Linked DNA regions of Mus musculus: region 2 is linked to region 1. Evidence: chromatin contacts called from ENCODE POLR2A ChIA-PET data. All regions are on one chromosome and are shown on one strand. Each heading gives the region's core, a stretch centred on a gene start or an enhancer-like site at or near the end of the contact. The rest is flanking DNA. Distances are from core to core; before and after follow the strand shown.

Region 1 (7,451 bases), core at 2,313-4,812:
TTCCTGTGGCCCCTGTTTCTTTTATTTGGCTGGAGCCAAATGGAATGGAGGGCAGGGCTTGGCTCTTTCTTAAGTAGCTGTGTGCTGAGAAGTGACTTGGAAGGGTTGGTTGAAAACACAAGCAATGACCTCTGTGAGGGCTGTGACAAGCCCTCTTGTATTCTCTGACATCCGGTGGGAAGGCCCAAGACATACTCCTCTCTTTGGGATTTCCTATGGTGTGTGTCCTAGCTCCAGGGGGTTGGGGGGAATCTTTTTATGGAGTCTTGAGGAGTTCAAAGTTCTCTCCCTTTCCTCCTGGTTTCTGTTTCCCATTCTGCTACCTCACATCCTCCACAGTTTAGGCTGCAGGGGCTATCACATCCCTTTCTGGTGGACAGACCTTGCTTGTCAGGCTGTCCACAAGGTGTCTGTGGATGGTGACTGGTGACTTTTATAAAATCATATCTCAACTGTTGACCTCTTCCGAACTTCGTCATCATGCTCCAGTGAAATAAAAGAGGAAGTGCATGAGATAAAACAGGGTGTTTCAACGGGGCTGAGAGCCAGGGCACAAAATGAAGACAATCCTAATGCCACAAAGCCATCTAAACACACATTTGGGCCTTCTGTGACAGAACCATCAACTTGCTTATTGGTTCTCTGCCCTGGGCAGCAACTCAGCTCTACCTTGATATATCTGAGGTGGATTCAGCTATGACTGTAAGGCAAGGGAGGTTCGGTCATGGTTTTGACTTTTCAGATTGGAAGAGGAGACTCTGTTCCCTTCTCTTTGGAGACTGTGAATTGTCTAGGCTTCCTGCCTCTGTGTGTGTGTGTGTGTGTGTGTGTGTGTGTGTGTGTGTGTGTGTGTGTGTGTGTATACATATGCATATATCAGAAGAACCTTTGCTACCTATACCTAGGATCTCTACCACTTCAGCCCTTTCTTCCTAATGTATTGGGTTTGAGGAATGGGTTCACTTTTATCACTGGCTTTGGTGTCCAGTCTGCTCTGCCTGTGTGGTTATAGCATGAGAATGCAGAAAAGGATTTGGCTTAATGGCACTCCGGAGAGCAGAGCAATGGGGGAACGTGGAGCTACTGGCGCCCAGCTGCATACCTGCAAACACCAGACTCTCTCAAGCAACTTAAACCCAGGAAATCTGCTCACAAGTCTATCCAAGCCAATATTTCAACCACACTATACCAACCCAGAATATTTTTCATTCTCTATGTTCTTTTTACCTGGGCATCGAATTTTCCAGCGTTGTGCAGAAACGTCATGCAAATCCCATGTAAACCCTGGATTTCACAAGAGTTGTTCTCGAAACACTCAAACACACCACAGCCCACGTCCCCGGCATTGACCAAACAGTGCTGGATCTCCGCTAAAATGAAAAATTATATACAAAGTTTTCTGCCATGCTAAGTGTTAATAAGGGCTAGAGAAAAAAAAAAGGAGAGAAAAGTGGAGCCAATTTCAGAATCTAAGGAGTGGAAAGAAAATGTCATTATTTTCTAATACATATGAAAAGTATGTGTATTTGTAAAATTAGCCAAAATAAACAAATATAACAATCAGAATTTAGTCTGAGCGTTTTCTTTTCTTCCTTCTATCGTTTCCACTTAATGAAGGTACTTGTGGGACTACTGTTCAAGAGCCCAAAGCACTTCAGCTTTTAAAACCCACAGGGAAAATAAGATTTGAAAATGACCACATTTTATGAATTAAATGTCGTTCTCTACTTGAGGCTGCAGAAGCCACTGCCGTTAAGATCTGGCCATTTCCTTCCTGAACCCAGATGAAAGCGTCCAAGCAACTTCAATTCAGCTTTATGATTCAACACCTAAAAATCAAAACAAGATTCCTATTAAAGCCGTGCCTCCAAACCACCCGCATTAAAAATGCTAGGCCACGGAAGCTGCAGCTGGCACCAGCTTCAGAACGCAGGAGGCAGGTGGGGGCTGGCCTTTCCACCCGCCACCTTTCTCTGGAGGTTCCTTTTAATTAGGGATCCGGTGTGAGATATCACTTAATCCCCTCGAATCCCAGAGGCCCCGAGCCTGCTCCCTCTTCCAAGATGTCCTAATTCGTCAGCCTGAAAGGACAGACAGGGAGCTGTCAGGCTGCGGCAGAGCAGTCTCACGCCTCTCTCGGTTCGCTCAGTTCTACGATTTAAACCAACCGCAAAATTACAATGAGGAAAGTGTATTCTGGAAGAAGGGCGGGGCTCGAGTCGAAAAATCTGTATGAGATGAAATCTAGCATGAGAACGAGCTTGTGCTTGTGAAGGGGTGCCTAAACCCGAGAGGAGGCAGGGCGGACGAGGAACCCTTGATTGTGCGCCTAGACAAGCGGGGGTGAGAGGCTGAACTGACTCCACGCGTGGTCGCGAGCAGGGCAGCGATCACTCACTTGGAGAACCCTGACCAGCACTTGTGCATTCCGGCTCAGGCAAGGAGCGCACGCACGCCACGGCCGCCGCTTTCACACGGCCCCCGAGGAATTGCGGGGGTGGGGGCGTAAGGAGACGAGCGGCAGACACGTTTCTTTCTCTCCCGGGAGCTGGGAAGAAGGCCAGCCCCGTGTGCCACACGTCAGGCTTTTGCACTGCAGCTTGCTGGTGAGCAGGGCCGCGCACGATTCGGATCGTGTCAACAGTTCTTCCCGTGCTGACTTGGCTAGGAGCATGGCTGCAGCAGCAGAGGTACGCTTTGCGAACCCCCTCCCCCAAAGGAAAAGTTCCTAACTGGCCAGCAAAGTTCTGGGCTGTCCGGCATCTTTGGAGAAAACGGAGACAGTACATGCCAGGCTGGCCGGCTTGGAAACGAAGTTCTGGGTGCAGGGCGAGCCCAGCTCTGGGGTCCCTTGGTACTTCGCACGGGCCAGGCGTGACGAAGTGCGCCCTGCTCCGGGCCCGGGACTCTGGCTGGAGCTGGCAGCAGCGTCAGGCACAGCCTCGGTTCCCCTCAGCCCCGGGGAAGGCTAGCAACAAGTCTTGCCTCAGCCATTTCATCACCCTGCTAGCACGTGCCGATCCCCGGCTCTCGCAGCCCGAGCCAGACCTCGCTTCGCCTCGCTCTTCCCTCTGCACGTCCCGAGCCACGGAGAGTTTGTGCCGCCCGGGGTGAGCTCGGGTCGCCGGCTTGGGGCTAAAGGCACCCGGCGCGCCGCGAGCATGCACCCTGTTCTCCCCCGGCAGCTCTGGGCTGCAGGGCGCACGCGTTTACCTGTGTTCTGCAGGGACAGACGGCCTTTCTGCTGCGAGCTCCTGTCTTGGGGACCTTCCGGAGGGTTCGTGGAGTCCGTCCCCTGCGCCGGGTCCAAGGTGGCAAACACCAAAGCCAGGGTCACAAACTGGCCCAGCCGCTCCGCACACATGGTTCTGGGTATCACCCTCCCGCCTGGAGACCTGGATTCTTTGTGCGCCCCTCCTCCTCCTCTTCCTCCTCCGCCGCTTCCCCCTCCTCCCACTCTTCCTCCTCGCTGGCCCCTTCCCTCCTCCTCGCCGCGGCTCGGATAGAGGTTACCCAGCGCCCTCCCGTAGCTCTCTGGAGAGCATGTGACCAGGCCGTTAGCCGCGCCGCGAGTGCCCGGCGATAGCAGGGATGGTGCCTCAAATATCCCTGGAAGCTCTGGTGTCACTTGAATGAAGGAGTCGAGCAGGTGTTGTCCCGGAGGCTGGACCAATCGGAGACCCCGGCCCGTTTGACAACACAGCGGGAGGCGGGGCCTGCGCCAACTTCTACGGGAGGAAGCGGAGCGCCTCCGCGATCGCCCCACAAAGTTGCAGACCTGGCGGCGGCCACGCGTTTGCGTGGTGTGTGTGTGTGTGTGTGTGTGTGTGTGTGTGTGTGTGTGTGTGTGTGTGTGTGTGTGTGTGTGTGTGTGTGTGTGTGTGTGTGTGTGCGAGACGCGTGCGCGTGTGCTCCGGGGCAATGGCACGCGTTTGCGTGGTGTGTGTGTGTGTGTGTGTGTGTGTGTGTGTGTGTGTGTGTGTGTGTGTGCGAGACGCGTGCGCGTGTGCTCCGGGGCAATGGCCGAATGGACTGAGGGGGAAAAATTAAAGCGGATGCCAACTCTACTTGCAACTAAAAACTAAAAAAAGGGGGGTGGGGGGCAGGAGAAGTCGGTCTTCACAGGGACAGAGTCCCCAGGGTTCATATCCAGCTGGGAAAGTTTCCTCTTTGGAACACAGTCACATTCTCAGCCAGGAGACCTGAACAGATTAGGACAGATACCTGGTCACAGAGATGGTGCGAGCAAATTGAACTCTGGTGGGAATTCCTAAGCGTCCTGACGCTTGTTTTGTTTTTTGGGTTTTTTGGTTTTTGTTTTATTTAAAGGCGCTTGAGGACAGGCGTGGAAGCTGCTGGCCTGATTGACTTACCCACTTTCTGCCTGAATTTGATGGGTCCAATAACACCTGGGGCGTCTCGTCTCGCTCCTCCTCCAGTCCAGACGGATTCCTGTCTGGGCTTCAGGGATCCAAGTGACAATTCATTTCACCAGGTGAAAATTCATTTGCATCATTTCCTGGCTGGTGGCCTGGAGGCCCAGGCAGCCTTGGGTCAGGCGGCCACAGACCATCGCGTGCCCAAGAGGCCAGAGCTTGACAGGCAACTTTAGGCGTCTCCAAATACAGTCTTCAATTTTCTCCAAATGCCACTCGGCCCACTTACGGGTTTTGTTTGTTTGTTTGTTTGTTCTACTCTGCAGTCCTCTGATGTAAAATTAAAGCACCCCACCCCCCAAATCTTGGGACCTTCTATTTTTTTCTCCTCTTCTTGGAGCCCCCTCCTTAAGCACCCTGAGAATCAGATCGCCTTCAGCTGCAATCTCCGCTGCTGGAGGAAGCGGGGAGAAAGTTGGGCGCTGCCGGGAGCGTCTTTCCTCCCTGCTGTGTGTGTACGTGTGCACGCTCACGTCTCCCTCGCGCTGGGCCCGGGACAGGAACTGCTGCTCTTGGCCTCATAAACCCGAAGGAGTAATTCGGGGGGCCAGCTTGATTGGGGGAGGGTGGAGAGGCGAGCGTTGCCACCTAGCGCCACATGGCACTCGTCCGGTATTGGCACTCCTTGCCCCTCCCCCGCAGTCCCCACCCTAGTCTTGGAGAACAGGTGAGCCTGGGTACCAACTCTCAACCCCCGTCCTTGCCCGACTTCCCGCTCGCCCGCGCATTCTGCAGTAATGCGCCTGGGAGGTTTCATCACCCACCGCCCGCGGCGACTGCAACCCTGGGCCTCCGAAGCGAGGCCCGCTCTCAGCCTCTTCTGCGCCTACGTGTGACACACCTGGGGGAGGGGTATAGAAATGAGCGCGCAGGTTGTCTTTCCGCAGCTGTTCAGCTTCTCTGGGTGCCAGCTGCCCTCCAGCGAGGGAAATGAGAAGCTGGGGGTCAGGGTGACTGCTGCTTCAGAAAGGAGGAAGGAGCCCTGGGAATGGGCTTTCCAATGGGCAGGACTTCTTGGAGCTTCTGTCTTAGTACCATACAGTTCTCGGCCCCAGGAAATGGTCAGTTTGAATCTCTTAGTCTTCGATGGTAGGAAGAAACTGGCCATTCGTCACTATAATAGCAGTGACTTCCTCATTTATCTTTTGAGGAAAGTGGTGGATATTGGGTATAATGATGGACCATCCTTGCTTGCTTGAATAGTCAATTTAGCTCCCTTTATTAGTTTAGGAGATGAAGACCCTCCTGTACATCCTTCAAAACAAAACAAAACACACAAACGAACAGCATTTTGGTCTGCCCCCACCCTTTAAGGCCGAAAATTTCCTGGGAGAGTCAAGTGGCCCTCAGCCTTAACTTTAGAGCTAGGTAACCTCTCTGTGGCCTCTTTCATGGAACAAAAATATCAGAGAAACAGAATCTGGAGATTCAGGCAGCAGAGGGAAACCACCCACTTTGTTCCATTGTAGAGAGGCCCTGCACCTGCCCTCAGAGGATCTGCATGGTTTGAAAAAAAAAATCATCTTGAGGCTTTAACTTCACATTTCAAAGGAATTTCATGGTTCCCCCTGAACCTACTGCTGCTTTGGAAAGAACACATAGTAGCTAGATGCGTGGTATAAGCACACATGGGTATCCGTTCTTGAAGTTTCATCTCTGGCCAATGCCAAAGCATGCAGACAAAGATGTTCTCCCAGTCCATTTCAACAGGGCTGCAGACAGACTGGGAGGTTTCCTGAGTAATCCTCTAAAGGCCCAGAGCAAATGTTGTGGGGCATGGATCACACTGGTGTCTTTGTTGTAATTTCCCTCTTCTCTGCAGACTCCTTTATCTCCCTCGGGCTGGGTTTGGCAGTTGAGTGGAATGGGCTGGGGACAATAGAGGACGCTTACAAAGCTAGCACTTAAGCACAGGCATCAAACACATTGCAAGGTTGAAAAATTGGTATCTCTCTAACCCTAACATCCACCCTAAGACTTGGAGGAGCAAGAACTGGCCAGCCAGTGCTGCCCTTGGGGCTCCAGTGTCTGTGGACAGGCCTACTTCAGTTTGAGACATATAACTGCTGAGACAGGACTGGTTTGTCTGTGACAGCCAGACTTGCGGGGCGGGACCCCTGCTTTCCCTTTACCAGTTGCCCTCACTCAAGTCCAAGAGTGAAGTGCTTGGGTTGAAAGCTAGAGGAGAGTATTGCCAAGTGGATGCAAGGGGAAGAATGTTTCCATGGAGACAAAACACAAGAAAAGAGGAGGGACACTGTGAGTTTTGTGTTGAGAAGGAGGCTGTCTAGTTTGGTGCTAAAGAGGGAGACGAGGTAAGACTGGGCCACGCTGCCATATCTGCACCCTCTGTGGAAGACCTATCATCTTGATAGGTATCTAAAGATGTGACAAAAGATGCTCTTTGATTGGGTTCTCCTTAGTACTTAGAGGAAGCTGGGGGTGGATGGGTACATTTTGGAACAAGATGAATCTAGTTAGTGGAAAGGAATAGGTTGAACTTTGTGGGTTGTAGTATCTAGAAGGACAGAAGGTATCCTTGCTCCGATGTGAGTAGGTGGGGGTCTAGCAGACAGGCTCATTCTAGCTTGCTGAGGCAGGGATTATAAGTTGACACATGTCTCTAGTCCAGGCTTCTAAAGGGTTCCAGAGCCTGAGAGAGGAACATGGCTCACACTGGGGAGCTCCGCCCACTAAATGTCCCAGCCTATAGGGGCAGGCTGGCTGAGCTTATGGCACCACCTTATGGCCAGAAAGGGTACTGTCTGACCGAGTAGTGGACTCACTTCTAGGCCCTGTAACATTAACTAGGCGTCCCTAAGGTCTGCTCGGTTTCTTCACACCAGCTCGCCTTGGTCAGCCAGTTCTCACAGGGCTATGATTTAACTTCATGCGCACAAAGAAGGACATCTCTCTCAAACATTTCTATTCTCCATCTTTCCTCTGCCCTCCATCGCCTTCTGTGCACTCTGCTTTTTCATACTTGTAAGAAGGAAAACAAGACAAAAAGGGGTG
Region 2 (7,657 bases), core at 4,237-6,736, 300 kb after region 1:
AACAGAGCTGCATGGTAACTGAGAAACCACCCTTGGAAATGATGCTTGACTTCATGTGAAAACTGCAAATGTCAACCATTATCAGAGCTCCGTGTAAGCAATTTCAGAGAGGATGACCTCCACATGAGTCCCCTGTGTAAACCCGCCACAGTGGTTTCTGATGAGGAACCGTGAGGTTCTCTGTTGACTTGGATGCTTGGCTCTGCTGGTACAGAGGACACTTGGGAGCGTGTGAGTGCTGAGTTCCGTGGGACAGCCACTCTTCTGAATAGGTGTGATGCATGACTTCTAATCACAGCTTAGCCCTTTTCTAACCATTTCACACATCAACCAGGCAGGGAGGACAGAGGGTGTAGCAGACCTTAGGAAGCATCCTGGGATGGTGCTGGAGGGTCCTGGCTTTCAGGTTCTGGAGGCGGGGCCGGCACAGCTTCTTTTTTCTGGGCAGCCAGGAACTCATGGATTGCTCTCTCTATCTGTGGCCTGAAGATGTGGTTTAGTTTGGGGTCTACCACTTGGGAAATGATCCTGTCCACTCCTGCTTCCAACATACCTGACCTGTGGAGATAAAACAAACCACTGTTATTTAGTTCTCGAGAGTTCTCCTTTGGACCAATATGTCCCAAGTGTCATTCGAGAGCCCAGTAAACATCCATTTTCCCCAGAGTTTAAGCTACTGGCTTTTCATCTGAAGGGATTCAGAGCCGACTGCTACCTACCATCCCTAATGCAGCCCCAACTTTGTACAAAGGAATGAGACAAATCAGAGCAGGCTGCCTCAAAGGCCAATACATGTGACACACGGCAAAAGCGAGCCTGGCCTCAGGTATGGAGTGAAAACTGCAGTCATAATGTTAAAGGCAGCAAAGCCTTGTTTTGTCGTCATTTTCTTCAGCATTTATACTTAGCAGCAAGAACAGAAATGGTTTCCTGCAGCAATGCAAACATCCAACACAGCCCAGACAACAGAGATTTGTGACAACTGGTAAGAAGCATAAAGATTAGACACACAGTGTGTAGCTACTCAGTAAAGGATGGCTTCTGAGCCACCAGAGCTCAGCCCGAGAAAGGGAGCAATACCACACAGACCAAAAGACAGCATGGGAACCTTTAGATGCCATCCTCTCCTGACACACAGGACTTTATATGGGTGTAATCATCTTTATTTACAACACTCCAATTTCAGTGGCCATGAGCCACACAAGTACTAGATTGTCAACAAAAATCCTTTTCTATTTTTAAAGTCTTTTAAGTTTCAAAAATCACTGCATAGTCAAAAGTTTCAAGGAAATATATAAAGAGGCTCATACATTCTATTCTTACACCTCTGGTGTTAGCACCTTGCATGACACACTACAGTATCAAAGCTAGGAAGATGGTACCAGTATCCAGACTGCAGTACATTACCTGCATTAACCCAGCCTTTCTTTGTGTTGCTGTAACAAAGTAGCCGAGGCTGGGAAATGTAAAGAGGTGTACCTGGCTCATGATGCCAGTGGCTAGAAAGTGTTAGCAGCACAGCACAGCACAGTCTGCTCAAGTCCCTATCTGTGTTACAGCATGATGGTGATCACATGCATGCCAAGTCGCACTGCCTAGTGAGAAAATCAGCTGAATTCACCCATTTTTTATTTTCTTTCCTTCTCTAGGAAGGTCCCACTGTATAGCTGAGGCTGGTCTGGAACTCACTACATAACCAAACCTGCCTGGTTCTCCTAACATTCTTCCTGCCTCAACCTCTGAGTGCTGGGATGACAGGAGCATGGCATCACACTTGGCTAAACTCAACAACTGATTCTCAAAGAACTAATTCAGTGCCACAGGGGAGAAGGCCCCATGAGCTGAACCTCTTCTGCCAGCTCCCACCTTAACAACACTGGGGACCAACCTCTAACATAAAGGCCTCTGGGGGATACAGCACAGCATTACTGCATGCGTTTCTTAGATCTGCACCAGCATAACTAAGAGCCTGTGCTTTGGCTCTCCCAGTCCAACTGCCTACACGTCTTTGGCAGCCACGCCTTCACGAATCTCTGCACTATCAGCAAATGCAGTCATATCAGTCTTCTAAGATTTGCTTTTCTCACAATTCCCCGATGTTTCTATTTTCAGAGTCCTGCTTCATAAGCTTTTATTCAACAATTTAGTGGATTAAGAAGTGCCAAACAAGCCAGGCGTGGTGGCACACAGCTTTAATCCCAGCACTCAGGAGGCAGAGGCAGGCAGATTTCTGAGTTCAAGGCCAGCCTGGTCTACAAAGTGAGTTCCAGGATAGCCAGGACTATACAGAGAAACCCTGTCTCGAAAAAAAAAAAAAAAAAAAAAAAAAGTGCCAAACAAAAGCCCTAAGCCAAAATGGATCCTGAAAGAGCAGAAAGAAATTTACCTTGAAACCCATGACCCACTCCACTGTACCAGTAACAATGAGGTCACTCATGTGAGTGCTCTACAGGACCTTCTAACAAAAGTTCAGTTTGTTTCTATAAAGGACAACATTTTACAGGACATCTTCCTGTGAACTGTCACCACACTTTAGCAGCCATGGTCACAGAACATACAGAACTTACTTTCCACACCCTAACACTGCTATCTTGGTATAAAACTCACACTTGTATTCAGATTACACTGAAAGCTTCAAAGAATGAAGAGCAAGCCTGGCAATCTGGAAGGCCTTCCAGAGCCACCACCAAATGCACACAGCTAGGAATGACCCAGAGTGAGCAGCCAGCACTCCAGGGCTCTGTTCACCATCTCCGTGATGCACAAGACAGCAAGATGGCTACAAAGTACCACAGACCAAGACCCCCATGAACTTGTGGTCAGCCTGTGTAGCATTCACGCTGGGGCCTCCACCTTTTCTCTACTTACTGAACCACGCTCTGCCTCAGCCCATTTCGCAACTGGTTCTTGTTCATTGCAGGATTCCATTCCTGTTTGTCCAGATGTGTTGACACGAAATTATCCACCTTCTGCCTTAGGTTCTGGTAAGCTGGCTAAGACATTCATTCAGAAGAGACCGTGTTAGTGTGTGTGCCAATGTCCTGGCACTGAGCCATTCAGGAAACTGCTTTTCAGAGAAACACATCTTCTCCTTTAAACACACTCCCACCCAACCTCAGCGTTCACCTGCAGTACAGCGGCCATGAGGCAACAGCCAGCAGGGTGCCTGTCTTGTAGTGGCTGGGCACAGTGCAGGGCACTGCCTATATATGTCAATCTACTTAAAAAAAATTATTTATTATGTGTATTAAGTATAGAGTGTGTGTATGCCTGCAGGCCAGAAGAGGGCACCAGATCTCATTATGAGCTACCATGTGGTTGCTGGAAATTGAACTCAGGACCTCTGGAAGAACAGTCCTAACCTCTGAGCTCTTGCTCCAGCCCTTAAGCCAATCTACTTCTAAAGAAACTCCACGAGCGGAAACCCTATTAGTACTATGCTGCCCTCATTTTTTTACATTAGACTTTCAGGCTTAAAAGAGGAAACAAAGGTGCCCTCTATCTCCATGTGGCCAAGGACAGATGCAAGCTGCTTCTGGAAGGAACAGGGTTTGAGGCCGAGCACTGACTTCTTACAAGTCACCTGATTTCTGAGTGTCAGTAATTTCCATCCCTAAAATGCAAACACTCCTGTCTGCTTGACTCACAGTGACTGTTCATGGCAGTATACCAAGGAAAGGCCCCTCCAAATGAAACAGCCACCCAAGCCTCAGCAAGAGTCCCTACAGCTACAACCAAGGGAGTTCTGTGAAGCGTTTCCAGGAAAGCTGTGACCCTCAAAGGAGCCTGAGGCACTTAGTCTAAATCCTCTTCCTCAGAGCTTAAGAACAAGACTAGGAAACTACCTCGTGAGTACAAGGAATGTTCTGAGCCCCTGACCTTCTCTCCAACTGGAGGCAGATAGTACCTCTTCACCCGATCCTTGGTGAATGGCATGTCAGTGTCTGCATGGCTCTGGTCGCTCTACGAGAACATGGAAGCAGGAAGGATGGCCTACCTGTGCAGATTGTGGCCTAAGACATGTCTATGTAGGGAAGACCTTACCGCACATCAAAGCCGTAGGACAGGCCCCAGCAGCCTGTAGCTGACAGCTGAGCCCCAGCTAAGGCCTACTAGACCAGCTTGCTTGGTGACTCACAGCCCTGACAGCATGAGGAGCAACCACTACCCTGGGGAGCCCTCTCAGTCAGCAAAGAGGCTCCTAGCTCCACACCTTAATCTTGGCAAGCAAGTTTTGTAATGGGAAAGGAAATGTTCTGGCTACTATATACCTGCCCCGTGACACACATTCCAAAGTTTCCAAATGAGGTGAATTAGCATTTTGTTTAACGGTAGACTGGCCTTTGGCACTGGATCTAACATAGCCATTAACTCCATTTCAATTAGTTAAATGGAAAAAAAGAAGGTGCTGATTCGACAGCTTATCCCAATTTGACCTCAAACAAGTCTGCAAATGATTCAGCTGGGGAAAGGGACTATTAACGTGCAGTCCCATCCAGCCAGTGCTAAAAATCACCTCCCAGGTGAACAAGGGAACGGGTGGAGCTTCTAAAGTACTCTACCTTTCCCATGGGTTGTAAAACACAAGTTTCTTGGGTATGGAGTGGGTATACGTGTGCAGCCATTAAAGAATCCTCAAGTTCAGAAAAGCGAAAGAACTATAAATAAATAAATAAATGAATAGATAGATAGATAGATAGATAGATAGATAGATAGATAGATAGATTGATTGATTGATTGATTTAAAAATCACAGCTGGTAAGGGCTCCAGTGTCGGGTGTGCACCACTCAGAAGATAGATAGATAGATAGATAGATAGATAGATAGATAGATAGATAGATAGATAGATAGATAGATAGATAGATAGATAGATAGATAGATAGATAGATAGATAGATAGATAGATAGATAGATAGATAGATAGATAGATTGATTGATTGATTGATTTAAAAATCACAGCTGGTAAGGGCTCCGGTGTCGGGTGTGCACCACTCAGAAGATACCGGTAGTGCCCCGAGCAGCGCGTCCCTGCCAGGCTCTCGAGGTGCCTTTTGTTTTACTCCGGGCTCTGGCACGTCAAAGCAACTGGATGGTCCGCCCCCCTTGGTCCCCCGAGGCTCAGGTACCTTAGTGTCCACGTCGGCCAGGCAGTCCCGGCGGAAGCTGTCAAACAGCCCACGGCTCTTGAGCTGCTCCACTATGAGAGCGATGAGCTGCGGGTCTCCCGGAGGCAGCGAAGCGGGATTGACAGGGCCGCCGGCCCCACTCGAGCCCCCGGACGGTCCCGAAGCCTGGCCCGCCGCGCCTGCTCCCGCACCGTCCGCCATGGCCGCACCCCGCGCCCGCGCCGGGCCCCGCGCTCCGCTGCTCCTCCGGGAGCCGCGGGCAGAGCTGCGCAGACACGGAGGGGCCCACGGAGGCGGCGGCGACGGAGGCGGCAGGGTGGGAGGCGGCGGGGACCAAGGCGCTCCCCGCTCGCCGCGCTGCCGGCGCTCGTCTAATGGCGTCACCGACGGCCTTTGCATTGTGGGACGGTTGGTTTCCTGGAGCCATCACCTATGTTCTTATAGCCCGTGTCTGGCCGTTAGAAACTACAACTCCCGGCAGGCTGTTGGCTCGCTCGCGCTAGTTTGCGGGACAGCTTGGGCATTGTAGGCTCAGAACCTACCCAGTCACGGCAGCCCTCCCAAATCAGACCTCCGGGTCACCTGCAGAACTGATTAAAAGATTACGAGTGTATCCTTTAACGACTGTGATTCAGCAGCTCTGTATTTATGCCTGGCAGCCTGTGCTTTTGACAGTCGCTCCATTCCCACGATCCCCTTAAATAATGTGATCTGGGAGATTTGGTTAACAATGGGTTAATCTTATTGTTTTGACAAAATTAATTTTTACTTTTTGTGTGGCAGGGAGGGGCGGTGGAGCGTGCGACAGCACATATGTGGAGGTCAGAGGACTACTTGGGACACACTGGTCTCTCCTGTGATGTAAGTGGTGGGATCGAACACGTATCCTCCAGCTCAGTGGCAAGTGCCTATACCCTCTCAAGCTCTCTAACCTGCCTACTAATCAAACTTCTGTTCAAAAGTTTGTACCCTTCTGCCTGATTAATAGCAATGCAGATTCATTTTACGAACTCGTAAAATAACAAGAAGAAAATAAAAACTGCTGTTAAGTCTTTTTTGCATGTGTGGATTTTCGCCTTAGCATTAAATATTGTCAGCATTACTAATAGTAGATCCAGTAAGTAGAATGAATTAGATGTAATAGTGCTGCACTCTTTAAATACGTTCACAACTACCTGAAAGCTGGCACTACTATTTCTTTGTGCAGATGCAGAAATAGAAGAACAGAAATAATTACCGTGGTCATATATATACCTAGATGAAGTATAGTAGGTGCTGTGGTCCAGTGTTTAACCTAACATATCCACGGTCCTGATAGCTAGCTGTCATTTTACAACAAGTAAAATACCCTAGCTTTTACACCCACAAGTCTGCACTGAATTCCCCACTGTTGCCCCTATTAGAAAAAAAAGTTTGGATTGCTAAGAGAGACCATCATTTCAGCTAAGTGTCTGGATGAGGCAAACTTTACTTGATCAAGAGGCTTGCTGGGGCAGGAAAGGGCAGGGGAGGGAACACACCTAGACAGGAAGTGCATTTGGTTTTTATTCTGAGGAAGGTGAATCCTGTCTTTTCTCAGTTGGCTAGGGTCCAACATAACAATCTTACTCAGTTATCTGAAAAGAATTTGTGCATAAGAAGTAGAGGAGGAAGGGGAAAGAGGTCACTGCACCAAGGAGAAAAGGCCATCAAATTCCTTTGTGTAAATAAAAAATGTCCACGGGATTCTAACATTTGCAGGTCTTACAAAGTGAGGGAGGAAAAAAAAACTTAATTTCTTCTTCTAAACACAAATTTTATATATTTTATAGGAGAGATCATATTTGATTTTTTTTTTCAAGACAGGGTTTCTCTGTTTAACTACCCTGGCAGTCTTAGAACTCGCTTTGTAGACTAGGCTGGTCTTGAACTCACAGAGATCCGCCTGCTTCTGCCTCCCAAGTGCTGGGCTAAAAGGTGTGTGCCACCATGCCTGGACAGTTTTGATTTCTTAGGTGCTTCTGTCCTCTTTGTTTCTTGGCTGATCATCAACTCATCAACTTCCCCAGCTCTCAGAACTACATCTGCTGTGGTTCCTCCTCGTCACCCATGACAACTGAAAAAGATGTGGATAACATTTACAGTGCCCTTGGCTCCGGGGAAGATGCACAGTAGGCAGTGATCCAAGATGCTCTCACCCAACATTTGCTACCCAAGAGAACTGAAATTAGAGCACAAAACAAGTAGCCACTCTCAGTTCATACTTCTTAGCAACAGCTCAGCCAGTCGCAAGGTTAAGCTGATCACAATGTGTCATGACAGCTTGCAACCCTTTGGGACATCTCAAGTCTGTTTCTACTACTGACCCATGCTGACCTCTCATGTCTGGCTCTGAGGGAGTCCTATTAGAGAGTTCAACCCTGGCCCCTCCTGGAGGGAGGGCTGGAGGCAGGGTGCCCTTCTTATAGGTTGCATTTTAGGCACACCATATCTTATTCTTTCCTCACAAAATCTTTTTTTGGTCCCCGGTCTAATTTTGTCTATTGTTGAGCT

What was found. ChIA-PET counts read pairs that join two places held with the same protein, here RNA polymerase II (POLR2A).
Region 2: POLR2A ChIA-PET joins it to region 1 with 16 read pairs in Patski. The contact joins the promoter of Bod1 here to the promoter of Stc2 in region 1. POLR2A ChIA-PET finds 5 or more read pairs at or near these places in 2 of 5 experiments (Patski and embryonic stem cell).

Annotation. Positions count from the first base shown.
Region 1 is chr11:31,366,499-31,373,949 of GRCm38, forward strand. It overlaps Stc2 (stanniocalcin 2), which reads right to left and starts at 3,563. Exons shown (of 4, transcript NM_011491.3): 1 at 3,214-3,563; 2 at 1,228-1,370. The coding sequence starts at 3,364.
Region 2 is chr11:31,666,376-31,674,032 of GRCm38, forward strand. Bod1 (biorientation of chromosomes in cell division 1) reads right to left here and starts at 5,487. Exons shown (of 4, transcript NM_001024919.1): 1 at 5,126-5,487; 2 at 2,869-2,993; 3 at 362-558. The coding sequence starts at 5,326. The coding sequence ends at 363.